2 separate regions of the Homo sapiens genome follow, and region 1 is linked to region 2. A link is a contact called in ENCODE Hi-C or POLR2A ChIA-PET data. All regions are on one chromosome and are shown on one strand. Each heading gives the region's core, a stretch centred on a gene start or an enhancer-like site at or near the end of the contact. The rest is flanking DNA. Distances are from core to core; before and after follow the strand shown. Region 1 overlaps NTRK2 (neurotrophic receptor tyrosine kinase 2). Region 2 overlaps NTRK2 (neurotrophic receptor tyrosine kinase 2).

Region 1 (7,366 bases), core at 2,034-4,533, 69 kb after region 2:
TAAACTCTAGTACATTAATTCAAAGATAATTCCCCAAGGGGAGCTTTGAAAATATGGCAAAAATATGAGACATCATCTTTGGAATAAAGGTGTGGCCTTCTAAGGAGATGGCTTGTCAATATGAGTTAGAGTGACTTTTTATAAACTTCTTGCTTCCCTTTGTTGTAAACATTTATATATTACATATTGACATACACACCTACATATGCTTTAGAGACTACATATGTACTTTCTTAGGCATACATATTGGAGTCTTTTTATAAGATAAAAGGCCTATATTTTTATAGATGAGGCTGCTTTGCAATAAGATTCACTTGGAACTTCACTATTACAGAAAAAGATAACCCTTAAAACAGAAAAGATGATTTCTCCTCCTGCTGCACATACAACACAGTTTGGCAGGGGGGACTCTATTCATTTCAGTCTCTCAGGAACCCAGAACCTCATGATGCTGCCTTCTAAACACCAGGCTTCATAGTTCACTGTGGCAGGATGAAGAGGAAGCGAAAAACCCAGGACTGACTATTCAATTTTCTGCCTAGAAGTGCTGGGTCATTTCTGCTTACTTTTTCATTGGCAAAAGCAAGCACCATGGATCGGTGGGTGGGGGAGTCCAATTATCTTCTGGGCAAGGAAGGAGAGGCAAGAAGAGCAACATCTAACGTAATCATGGATCCGTGCTATACCAAATTTGGTTCTCAATTGAAGAATGCAATGGTGAAAAGTTGCAATCCATCCAAGATTTATTCATTTATTCATTCAGCTCTTTAGTATCTACAATGAACCAGGCACTGTACTCAATGCTAGAAATACAGTGGGGAGACAAGACAGAAATATGTATTGCTTTTAAAGAACTTACAGTTTAGGAGGAGGTTACAAGTAAGTAGATAGCTAAAAATTCAGAGTGGGATGGAACTATGACAGAGAAAGAACAGGGTGCCTTGGAAATACAGAGAATGGGAGACACGACTAATGAATGTTCCTACGGTTGTCTATCTCTGAGCTTTACAATTCAGTCTCTACTATTTTGTGGGCATTTTATGTCCTATTTATAAAACCTTTCAATTAGAAATTGAGACATCTATTGAGTACCTACCATGTGGGAAGTGCCCTGCTTGATGCTGTTGTATCTTATGAAGCTTGCGGAAGAGAGTACGGAGTTGAATAAGACACTTTTCTTTTTCCCACACAGAGTGCTTAAAATCTAATAGGAGAAATAAGATTACATAAATAATGAATGCAGTGCAGAATGTGGTGTTTATCATAAGAGACAAAAAGCCCAAATGTCAATGGAGGTATTTCTGATTTGGGGAATAAATAAATGCTTCATGATAAGAGTAACTTTTAATGTGAATTTTGTTGAATAAATGAGTTTAATGGTCAAAGACAAAGCATGGGGGTTACATGTCTGGTGGGGAAAAAAAAAACAAAAAAACAAAAACAAAACATCAAACGCAAAGACACCAAATCTGAAAGCTGCCTATAGGCAGAGAATGTGATTATTTTATTCTACTCTCATTACATCCCCAGCATTTATCACACTGTCTTGCATCCATCAGGTGATCAATGAATAGTTTTCGAATGAATTAATAGGAAAATTTGAGGCATCTTTATTAAAGGTATGCAAACTAATAGTTTAACTGGAATCTTAAGGTGAAATTAAGGTGATAAAGCTGGAGCCAGGTCATGGGGCCAGGTAAAGATTTTGAATGTTATTGAAGAGTTTGGACCTTATTATTCCCTTACCCCTATATTTACATAAACCATTATGTTCACCAAAGCTCACATGACCTCAAGACGGTCCAATCAGGTGGTCAGGACAGTAATTATTGCCCCACCCAATAGAGAGGAACTCAGAGACAGACTAAGTAATTATGGAGGTTATGTCAGGAAATAACGAATCTAAGACTCAACACCCAAGGTAGTGCAAACTCTGTTTCTGTTCCTTTGTACTGCATTACCCCTCTGTTCTGAGGCAGAAACGCCCTTTTGGTGTTGGGAGCAGTAGAAAGAAATGACGCTGTCAGAGCTGTTTCTAAGATAAACTGGGAGAGAAAGGGGCTGGCAGCCAGGTCACTAGGGAGGAGAACATTAAAATAATGTGGGAGAAGACCAAACTGCTGTAGTGACCATGAGCATAGGCAGGCTAGGATTTCTTTTTAGCAGGGATAAAAGGTTTTAGCATAAATTCTACCCTTGTTGGTCAATACCTAGGTCAGGGTTTCGCAATCTCAGTACTGTTGACATTTGGGGCCTTGAATTCATTGTTGTGGAGACTGTCCTATGCATTGTCCCTGACCTCTGCCTGTTAGATGCTCCTAGCACACACTCTCCACCCACCCCACCATTGTGACAGCCCCAAAATATCCCCCTGGCCAAATTTCCCCTGGGAGGCAAAAATCGCCCCCGTTTGAGAACCACTGACCTAGGCAATCAATTTTGATTAGTTTCCAGAAAATCAGTGGACCCTAAAGAGCACATTGGGCATTTAGTGGGAAAACATCAAGGAAAGAAATGCAGTCTCATCTGATGGGTTTAGTTTCCTTCCACTGACAGTGTGCATGATGGCCCATAGTTAATTCGTTTGACCAGCATTGCATTTTAAATAATGGGTTTTCATTTTGTCCTATTTATGGTCATTTTATCCAATTATTTTTATTCAGCACCCAGCTTTATAAGTGTGTATAATCCTGTTATGTTCTATTCCATTATGGGAACTTCCTAACAGAAGAGTACACAGTAATACAATTAAATAAACATTTTGGCTATTGTGTTGGCCTCACACATTTCCTGACTTTGGCTGGATTCGAATGTGGTTATGGGATGGGAAGGGAGACAATGGGTCACTAAAAAGAAAGACAAAGGTGCTGAAAGGTGACATGAAACAGGTCACCATGGTTCCCAGATTGGTGGGAAGAATTCAGGTACCACTTAAAATGGAAAATATCCTGTAATGAGAATGGAGCTAAAAACCTTACCATTTTCTTCCTCCCTTCAAAATTCCATAATACAATGGCAAAAAGTTTCCTGTGCGGTGCTTTGCATGAGCTACAACAAATGTTGGTCTAGAAGGACTAAAAAAAGAATTTGCATGTTTTATATATGTGAATATAAATAATGTAAGTATAAATATGAATATAACTATAAATACGTAGCAGAAATTGCAAAGGCGTTTCTAAACACATTTAATGTGGTAACAAAGCTTATGCAAGAAAGAATGGAGAGCACGGCCTTCCTTCACGCTGGGCTCACTTGGTGACTGGGCATAATGGACAGGTCTGGGCAAGTCAGCCAAGACGTGAGTCATTGTTTAGGTTTTCCTTGGAAACAAAAGCTCCTGGGAATTTGACATCAAGTGTTTGCCAGACTCTGCGGACTTGTTAGTCTCCTGCAGGGCCACTAACATCGCTTCTAAGATGATTCCCTGAGAATCAGCCAGCTTCCTCCGCAAAGACTTGCCCTGAGTGCTAACCAGCATGGCTTTGCAGAGAGAAGGGAATTTGGGACATGTCTCAGGGAGTCATTCATCCAACATTAAGACAGTGTTAACAGGGAAATTGTGTGTGTGTGCAACCAGACATCACCTGCCTTCCCTGCAGGGAGCTTCGACAGCTGAGAAAATGTTTATAAAGCATTTTGAGCTCTCACTGGGGTGGTACTGTAGAAAGGCAAATCTTTGATATGACTTTCTCACGTCTGTCAACTCTTATTATTAAGCAGAGGTTGCCCCTGCCTTTCTCAAAGTTCCAATCATGGAAACTAATTATTAGGAGTTGCAGGTTCCATTTTTCACCTACCCAGTGAAGATTGTGACCACCTCTGTTAAAGAAAAAATCTTTCTGGAATCTACAAGAGATGTAAAAAACTCAGTGTTGTATGTAGTTTAATTGGGAATGAATAAAATGTAGACTCACTAAACTGCTTTTGAAATAGTCCACATGTACAAAACAAAAGAGAGAAATAGTTGGCAAGTTTCTTCTCAAAACTAAATGTTTGAAATATGTGATCAAGACAGCTTGCTATGTTCCAGGCAAGTCTAATTTCATCTATTCCCACTTGAGGCTTCTGAACTTTATGGGATGTAAGGCTTTTATTTTTAAAATGCTGCAACAGAAGCTGATTAATTTTCAAATTAAAGCAATATCTGACCTCTAGTAAGTTTCCTGGCATATAGCAAGCATTCAATAAATACTGTTTTTTTTTTTTAATTGCTTTTGCAGAGCACTGGCCTTTTCTCTTAAGATGAGGATATAGTGGCCCCAAAGCCTCTGAGTATTATTTAGCAGGAGAAAATCTAGGCCGGTTGACTGAGTGCTTTTCCTTATATTGCACATGATCTCACATTCCCAAAATACCCAGGCTCAGGAAAGCTATATAAGGCCATGTGTCAATCTTCTCAGTCATATATGCCTAATGTTTAGTCCTATAGACTTTGAGAACTTGAATAGGCCTCAGATGCCATTTCTCAAATTTTCTTTTATGGAGTAGGAAACAGAGTCCATGAAGGGGGAAGTGGCTCACTCAAGGTCATGCCGTTCACTTCTGGCAGTGTCTAGAGAGGGCCCACATCTTCTGACATTCTAGTCCAGCTCTTTATTCCACACTACTGCCTGGAGTGCTGGATTCTAAGAATTGCTCAGCTTTAAATACTGTCTTCAGTCATGTTCCATTGGAGAGCCACAAATCAGGAGAGTAGCAAATATATTTGCAAAATACATAATGGTTTTTATGTTGTATGTATAATTTGCATATTGGCATTTTCATTACATTTGCTATATTTAATATTGTTACGCTTTTTCAAAATTGTTGTTCTCATCCATTCCACAAGTGTTTATTGAGTGTTTATGCAAAGCATTGGAGATAGTGGTAAATTACACAGACAAGATCCCTGTAGCAAATGCTGTTGGCGTCACCCCCTGCCCGTGTCCTCTCAGCTCTCACCACCCCAGCACTTGACTGCAGAGTCTTGCTGCAACCACTCATGACTCTGCATAAGGACCTTCTCTGGTCTGGGGGTGGTGGCTCATGCCTATAATTCCAGCACTTTGGGAGGCCAAGGTGGGTGGATCATGAGGTCAGGAGATCAAGACCATCCTGGCTAACACGGTAAAACCTCGTCTCTACTAAAAATACAAAAATTAGCCAGGTGTGGTGGCACATGCCTGTAGTCCTAGCTACTGGGGAGGCTGAGGCAGGAGAATTGCTGGAGGCAGAGGTTGCAGTGAGCTGAGATCGCACCACTGCACTCCAGCCTGGGCAACAGAGTGAGACTCTGTCTCAAAAAAAAAAAAAGAAAAGAAAAGAAAAAAGAAAAAAAAAAGAAACAAACAAAAAAAGGAGCTTCTCTTAGCTGGAAGCCTTCAGTCAATGACAGGTGGGAGTTGGAGGGTAAATGACCCAGCTTCCTCAGCTTTGGGATGGGATAACTCTAAGGTTCATTCTACTCCATCACTCCAAGTTCCCCAGGCATTTGAACTCCAGTTGTCCACAGTGTAACCCACTGGATAATGTATCCATTACAGACTTCCTACCTCTTTTTGTTTCACTTCTTGACTACTCCTTTTGTGCTTCCTGGGATCTCTTCTTAGTAAACTACTTTTGCTTGAATCCTTAGTCAGGGTCTGTTTCTAGGGGAGCTGGTCTAAGTCGCTGGCTTCTTGAGGCTCAAATTCTAGAAAAGGATGCAGATAATAAACAACAAATCAATAAAAAAGGTCACATATGGGTACCTATTGAAAAGAATGAGATGATAGAGAGTGGAAAGGGGTTCAGAGAAATTCTGATTGAAGTGTGAAGTTGGGGTCCCTCTGATAGTGTGATATTTGACCTGAAACCTGAAAAACAAGAAGTAGTTATAAAAAAAGAGCCTGAGGGCCGGGCGCGGTGGCTCACGACTGTAATCCCAGCACTTTAAGAGGCCGAGGCTGGCGGATCACTTGAGGTCAGGAGTTCAAGACCAGCCTGGCCAACATGGTGAAACCCCATCTCTACTAAAAATACAAAAATTAGCCGGGCATGATGGCATGTGCCTGTAATCCCAGCTACTCTAGAGGCTGAGGCAGGAGAATTGCTTAAACCCAGGAGGCAGAAATTACAGTGGGCTGAGATTGCACCACTGCACTCCAGCCTGGCCAACAGAGCGAGACTCCGTCTCAAAAAAAAAAAAAAAAAAAAAAAAAAAAGCTTGAGAAGAAGATTCTGGGAAGAGGCATGAAAAAATGCAAAGTGAGCAGGAATAGGAAAGAGAACACTGGGCTGTTTCATGGGGAATGAGGCAGGGAGGGGGAAGACCGAGTAGGTTGGCCTTGTCATGAGAGACTCTGTAGTAAGGATCAGAAGTTTATACTAAATGCAAGGAGAAACCGTTGGAGGATGTTAAGCAGGTGAATGCAATAATCTGATTTATACTTGAAAATGGTTACTCTGGCAGCTCATGGGAAACAGATTGGGGGAGGAAAGAATGAAGCAGTGAGCTAAGTTAGAAGGCTACTGAAGAAATCTAGGTGAGAGATGATGGATGCTTTTCAGTTTCCAGACTCAACTGTTGATAGAGAACAGAAGTAAATAGAATACAAACACAGAGGACATACATGTTTATGTCTTCGTCTCTGTGGGTATTTATATGTATTGAAGTGGTTCTTAGCATTTGGGGGTGAGAACTCTTTGAAAATCTGATGAAATCTGTGGATCTCCTCTCCAGGAAAATGCAAATGTGCACCGACACACAATTTTAAATTTGTGCTGACAGGTTGGGAAGTCATGGAGTCAGTTAATAAAACCTCAAGCATATTTTTTTTTTTTTTTTTGTCTACATCTGTTAGTAGGGATAGGCTCTCTATAATGGTAAGTAAGTGCCAAAGTGGATCACAGTTCAAACACATATTTTTGTTTATGGATAAGAATTGAAGGAAAGATAGCTCAGCATCATTGGCCCTCTGGTAGAAAGACTCTGAGATGCATTCTACTCTGTCTACGCCCACATAACAATACCAAGAGAATTCGTTGTTCCTTGAAATTGCCCTGTGCTATCTTCAAGCCATAACTTCCAAGCTTGCCCTAGGTGTTATCTTAATTCTGGCCAGGTAGAAGGGAGTACACAGAGGAAGTCTTAATAGGCAAGGCCTGGAAGTGGGACCCATTGCTCTGCTCCCCTTCATTGACTAGAATTTAGCCATCTGGCCACAACTAACCACAAGGGAAGCTGGGAAATATCGTGTAGCTATTAGCCCAGCAGGGTGGGGAAAAAGGGAAATACGAATTTCAGAGAACAGTTAGGAGGTTCAGCCAAATACACACATTTTTCTTTATATTTGTCACATAGGAGTTGCTCAGTGTTACATTTTTAGAGACCAGTGGAAATACCTCA
Region 2 (6,761 bases), core at 626-3,125:
GGTAGCGAATGGTGCTAGACCTCACTGGTCCATAGTTCCTACTTGATTAGGTCTCAGTTAAGAGCTAGTATATTAGATGGTTATACATGGAAACATAGGTGGATGTTTTTTCCTCTCTAAAAGAAAGCTATGAGCTATGAAGTTTTCTGGCTTGGATGGGTCAGTGATAATTTCAGGGGTATGGCAGACTTTGTGATATTTTCTTGGGAAGTAAAAGAAAAAAGGTATGGTTCTGATAAATATTCTGTCAGGAATTCTATATTTGAGTCTTTTTTTTGTTATAACATCACACTAATTTTTTTTATACAAAAGACTGTCAGGGTTCAGGGTGCAAAAGGGTAAATGTGCAGTCTTTGTATGTTCCATTGTCTTTTCTTCCTCTCTTCATAACTTTTGCAGAGAAGGCCAGCCTTGTTTGTATGTTCCGGTGTCCAAACCTTATGTGTACAAAGTAACTGTGTGGTTCAGTCAGAAGAAAGGTGATAGGAGTTTTGAGAAACTGGCATTTTGAAAAAGGGCAATTCCTGCCTCTGTAGGAGTCTTAGTACTTTTAGGATGTCTTAGGAGAACATACAACTGAACACCACCTCTAAAATTAATTTCTACTTACAGCTGAGTGTTTTTATGTATATGTTTTGTTGACGCTTCTTAAGAGTTCATAACATTCTCTGGTATATCATACTTTTCAGATCATAAGTATACTTTTTTCTTACTCATATAATAACTTTTCATATATACAAACATCTAATTCAAGAATTACCCATTAAAGACCTAGCCTTTTTTGCTTCCCGTTGAAAATGTGAATTTTGAGATTAATAAATAATGTATTTTAGTCATTTCAGTATAACATTCTTAACTTTGCCGGTTAAAAACAATACCTATTTTCAATGAGATGAATGCCCCCTGGTGGAAACAGTGGCAAATATTTGCACTGATTTGGGGGGCCCACAGACAACAAGAACAAGCATATCAAGTGTAATGATGGAACAATGTAGGCATATAATTGACATAGCTTAGAGAGTGTCTTTAGTTTTTTAAGTCTATACTTCATTTAAATGCAGTAAATAGAAGATAACATCAAATTGGGAGGGTCAAAACATTCAACAAGGAACTAACTAAACCCTTATTATGGCAATTTCTCTAGCGTCTTTCTTTTCAGCTTGGGAATCTCTTAGCTAGTAAAGTCATTTATATCAAGGCTCTTCGTAACGATTTTTTAATGGAGGAATTTTCAATAATACCTTGGAGGGTGTTCTAAAACTAAATAGTTGTATAAGAGAGAATTGCTTAAAGGATTATAAGATGGCCTCCAAGAAAACACACACACACACACACACACACACACACAAACACACACACCCACAAACAAACACGTCAGTGGGTGAGAGGAGCAGGTTTTGGGATTTAAGCTTCACCAATGACAACTTTATGTTGTTTGTCTCGTTAACTGCCAGACAATCCATCTCTGGTTCCATAGGGAATGCTTACCAAGCCAGGCATGTGAGCTTGCCAGGACTCATGTTTTTATAGAAAGCTTTATTTTGGAAATTTCTAATCTGAACATACTTGAAATCTAATTCTCAGAAAACTTTGGAAAACCATTTAAAAGGAAGCAGGAAAAGGGAAAAGCAAAAGTGAAGTATGAGGCTGTATCCCCTCTATAGGAAACGGAACTGTGAAGAAGCAGAGGTTGCTGGCACGTTCTGCGGCTCTCCCCTCTGCCCCGTCATACCTAGCTTTGCTGTGGCTGTCGCTCTAGCAGAAAAGCTGTGGTATTTTTTCTGCCTCTGCAATTTTCCCACTTGGATGGAGCCTTTGGAAATGAAAAAAACAAATAATCAAGAGCCATCTTGTATTGAAAGCTGATGTTCTGCATACTTAATGGGCTGAATCACCCTTTCCCTTTTCAGATATGGCTCATGTCCATTAAGCCGTGGATATGGCTGATAAATACCATTGTACTTGTCATATCACCAAGTGCCACATTTTCCGAGGCAGTGACGTTTCTTTACCTCAGCATTTGTGAGAGATTGCACTCTGGAGTATAACGGTTCAGGCTGAAGTTGTCTATTAACTTGAAAGGACTTAGAGATATGTTAATGGCTGGGTGGGAACTCAGTTCTTTAGAAATTCTTCTTAAACCAGTACCTTTCATCAAGTCACGATGCTTAATCTTATGTTATCCGTGGCTTATGTCCTGAAGTGGGTGGGAAATGGGGCTTGACTTCCCCAAATGTAAGAAGTGTAATATACAATACTTCTCACATATGAGAGATCAAGAGAAACTACTGAAGCTTCCAGTAGATATTCCAGAACTTGTTTCTTTGATAAGAAATAGGCTGTTCTCCTACTGTGAATGTCCTCTCGCTGTCCCACCTCCCAGCATGAGAGACCCCTAAAATATAATGCAACAAATGCTCTTAATGACATTGCCTCTCACAGATGTTTATTTAGAAGAACTGTGAAGGGTGACCTGTGAAGGGACATTTTGTGTGTCTAGGGATTGACTTTCCCTTCTTGACAGTGCTCTTTATCACAATGTATTTTTGTATCTGTATCACATTTTTGTGTCTGTATTGCAATGTATATTTTGTTGAAATGGTTTTGGACTCTAAACAGGGTTACCCAGCTTGATCACTCACGTTCTTTACTTGACTTGGCTCTGAATAATTCTCAGACATTTCCTGAGTCAGATTCATCCCTGAAGGGTTAGTATCTACTGTCAGGGATTTCAACTTAATTTTATTCACTTTCAGATATGTGTCTGTATCAGGCATTGGGTTAGATGGTCCTATTTCCCAGGGAATGACACTTTGGAGGGAAAATGTGAAGTCAGTGGATACTTTAAATAGAGTTTGAAAGGTGCCTAGAAAATGGTCCTCAGAGATGGGCATTGAAGGAGGCTTTGGGATTTGCAGAGTGTGAGAGTTGGGGAAAGAGCATGGAGAAGAGAGAGGGATGGATTCCAGGTAGAAATTTTATGTCCCAAGATGTGAAAGTGTAAGAAAATGTGTGGCATTCATACATTTGCTAGGAGTCTGGTTTGGCTTGAGCAGAGAACGGGGGTAGAGAATTGGGAGAAGAGACTGCTGGGTTGTGGGGGCAGGGCATGAAGGGGGCTAGGGAGTTGACAGTATGGACAGAATTTATCCCAAAGACTTCGCATGGAGGAGTACCCTAATTAAGTGTATGCTATAGAAAGAAGACTTGGCAGCATGAGGAGATGGAGGTTGGAAGACTGGGGTGTGATGGGAGGTGGGACTGCCACTGGGTTAGATCAAGTTCAAATAACTCAGTCTAATATTAGCAGGCTGTAAAGGTAAGATTAGAAAATGAATCCCAAAAATGTTGTGGGCAAAGGCAGCAAGGTTGAAAGAAGCTGTATGGCCTGAGGGAAAGGCAGAGGGGAGTCAGATGAGTCTGAGTTCAAAACCTAGCACTGCCGGTTACTAGTTGTATGACCTCCAATAGTCTCACCTGTCTTTAAATTTTTTAAATTGAGAAATAATAATTGTGCATATTTATGAGATACATAGTGATGCGTGATACAAATAATGCATAGTGATCAGATCAGCATATCCATCATCTCAAATATTTATCATTTCTTCATAGTGGGAATGTTCAATATCTTCCTCCCAGCTATTTGAAACTGTATGTTATTGTTAACTCTAGTTCCAGTCCTCACCTTTCTTTGCTGGCTTTCCATCTTCTGGACAATGGGAATGGTACTCTTTCTTCATGGTGCTGTGGTGGAAGTGAAATTAGATTATGCATGTTACAGGGGTAGAGTTTGATAGTCACTCTTTGAGGACACATGAGTGTGCCTGTGTACATTTGGGTACGTGTATGAAGAAAGGAGAGACAGAGGACCTCCATTCAGACATCGATTTTCTCTGTGCTTATTTAAAACTCTTCATTCACATGCTGCACACTCAACAAATACTTATTTAGTGGTACACACATGCAAGGTGCCAGCTAAGGACTCTGTTCCCTTTAGTGACATCTCCTGAGGGGGTGAGGGCAGAAGATGTTTAATAAATTAATGTTGGTCAACTAATTCATGCCCACATATGATGACAAAAGTGTCTAATAGCCAGTACAAGTCAAAATACTAGAAAACCATCCATCTGAGTTATTAACATTTTAATTTAGATCAATAGGGAAAAATAAGTCCTTAGGGGGTTTATTTATATCCTTAGTGAGTGTTTTTTTCTTCTCGCAATTTAGTTTCCTTGAGAACTGAACATTTATAAAGTGTTTTTGGTGAACCCATTTATACAGTAGAATTCATTTTCTCTAGGAGGTTGGGAACTACAGAGAGAAACCAGAGAGTCATAAATTCTATTTAATTCAAGTTCATGCATTTCACTAGAGAAAGCACCTTCTTTATCCTCTTATTGTACTTCCCCTGAGACCTCTGAACAGATGATGTTAGCAGTGATTTAAAAATGCAAATCATATCACAGAAGTCCTTTAAAGGATTGTTCCTCACTCCTCCTCCCACCCTCCATCACACAGGCCCTTAAACAACAGGAATGGTAAATTCAAAACCAAAACTTGCGTCATAGGTAAAAACCAACTATTTGCTGAAATAGGCTGTACCAGTCTGGCTATTTTGATCACCCATGATAGTTGGAAGACAGAGGATCTATATTCTAAATCTGATGAATGTATTTACTATTCACATTACATGTTTGAGGTGAGCCTGCTATATGTACATGTGGAGAAAGAAGTGTGGTTATAAGGCAAAATAAATAGTAGCCCTTGCAGTCAAGTGGCTTCCGTGGATCAAGAGCTCGTATAACTCATTTTCCAGAAGAAGGGCAGATGCATTGCAGTGGGAGTTCATAGAGAAAGATTACTCTTGGCTCATGCTATTGAGATACTTTTATGGAGGAATTAGTTTCAAGTTGTGCCTCGAAAATATTGGCCTGTAGAATCTTCCAGTTTGAGAAGTCCCTAATTACACAGTGTTTATGGGCATGATTTTTAATTGTGTACTGCACCTTATTTCTTCCTATGAGATTTTTATTCATTCTTTAATAACTCACACTACATTTGAAAACTGTTCTTGGGAGGTATTTAAGAAGAGTTGTGGGACTAACTCTTCTTAAAACATAAATTTTGAGAGTCAGGGATGGCTAGTCATTGTGGACAAAGGATGAACTGAGGTTCTTTCATTCCCAGCCAAGCTGGTGACTTGCACACAAGCGCCATGCTATCAGAGCCTCTCCCCAGGCAGTGTGCACCAGAATTTATTGCAACCTCAGTGTGAAAGGAACTGAGAAATCCTTTGGCAACATGACCTGGGAATTCCAAAAGTCGCCCATGCCTTTGTATAAAACCAAGGAAACCAGAGCACATTCAGCCACTGTATGAGCCTGCAGTCCCTTATGCTGATCCCTGCCAATCCCATCTCATCTGAGCCTCACATTCCCACAGTCCCCTGAAGCTTAATCAAGTTGGTAAAATTTATGTGTGTTCCTTAGAATAACCATCACAACAATTATTGCTATTATTTATGGAGCACTTGCTTGTTTCTAAGCATGTTTCCATGCACTTTGCATGCATTATCCCATGTAATACCCTAAACAACCTCATGAGTTAAACAATGAGACTGAGATACGAAGAGGTGCAGTAACCTACCTGGCCTCACCTGTGTGTAGGGGGTGAGTGGCAATACCAGGATCCAAGCCTAGGCTTACAAATTTGCAGCGATCTTCAAGATTATTATTTATTTTAATTATTCATTTCTCTTTGTTCTTGTTGTTATTTTGATCCATCTGTCTCTACTTCTGGTTCCTTTTTGCTGTTTTTCTCCAAAATAGGATATGTTGTTTTCTTTATCTCAGTAGACATCTTTTAATTATTTTAGCCTAATAATACTTAAGGGGGAAAAACAAAAACCCTACGAAAAGAAAAGTATTATCTTAAAACTTAAATAGGTTCAGTGGGAAAAAATCTTGGTTCAGAGGAAGGCTTTATGTTGCACATGTTTGAATTATGGACTTACCGCTCCCAGTGGCCACCACGTGTGTGTGCTTGCAAACTCATTTTTTGCTTTGAGAAACTGTGGACATGTAAGAGTGAAGGTGGCAGCTCTACTACAAAGAATTTTGCATGAGTGATCCTGAAAAATATGTCGAAAATCCACTCTCGATTTTCATCTTTTTAAATTGACATTTTATTGTCCTTGAACCAAGAAAGAAGCCATTCTGTTTCTCTGCTGGTTAGACTTTTGGAAGCTTGAAATGGTGCTATCAAAGACAATGCAGATTAAAAAAAATGACCAGTCAGGTGGGCGCGGTGGCTCACACCTATAATCCCAGCACTTTGGGAGGTGGAGGCGGATGGATCACCAGAGGTCAGGAGTTCAAGATCAGCCTGACCAACATGGTGAAACCCCGTCTCTACTAAAAATACAAAAATTGGCCAGGCGTGGTGGCAGGCACCTATAATCCCAGCTACGTGGGAGGCTGAGGCAGGAGAATCGCTTGAACTTGGGAGGTGGAGGTTGCAGTGAGCTGAGATCACACCACTGCACTCCAGCCTGGGCGACAAGAGGAAAACTCCGTCTAAAACAAACAAACAAACAAACAAAACAAACAAACAAACAAACAAAAAACAGGCACAAAATAATCTCCTGGGTAGCAACAGAGACAACTAAACAAGGTCAACTCAGTAGACTCTAGACCCGGGGGACATGGGTTCTAGACTGAGTTAATCACTGGCTCTTTATTCATCCATAAAATTAGGATGAC

Evidence for each region. Hi-C counts contacts between places; a loop is a spot of excess contacts on that map. ChIA-PET counts read pairs that join two places held with the same protein, here RNA polymerase II (POLR2A).
Region 1: a map of endothelial cell of umbilical vein shows a loop between it and region 2 (2.2-fold over the local background). The contact joins two enhancer-like sites. A Hi-C loop is called at or near these places in 5 of 168 maps with a recorded cell type or tissue (Panc1, Right ventricle myocardium superior, endothelial cell of hepatic sinusoid and 2 more). POLR2A ChIA-PET finds 5 or more read pairs at or near these places in 1 of 52 experiments (MCF 10A).

The regions. Positions count from the first base shown.
Region 1 is chr9:84,848,793-84,856,158 of GRCh38, forward strand. The region is part of intron 12 of NTRK2 (neurotrophic receptor tyrosine kinase 2); the gene reads left to right. Among named protein-coding and RNA genes, the nearest start is that of NTRK2, 180 kb to the left of the region's middle. RefSeq lists enhancers at 2,991-3,537, 3,014-4,213. Within about 2 kb of position 3,284, at least 4 of the 41 ENCODE cell types and tissues checked have a DNase peak (open chromatin) inside an H3K27ac peak, as active enhancers do; they include endothelial cell of umbilical vein, where a contact is called at or near this core.
Region 2 is chr9:84,780,721-84,787,481 of GRCh38, forward strand. All of the region lies in intron 12 of NTRK2 (neurotrophic receptor tyrosine kinase 2), which reads left to right. Among named protein-coding and RNA genes, the nearest start is that of NTRK2, 110 kb to the left of the region's middle. Within about 2 kb of position 1,876, at least 2 of the 41 ENCODE cell types and tissues checked have a DNase peak (open chromatin) inside an H3K27ac peak, as active enhancers do; they include endothelial cell of umbilical vein, where a contact is called at or near this core.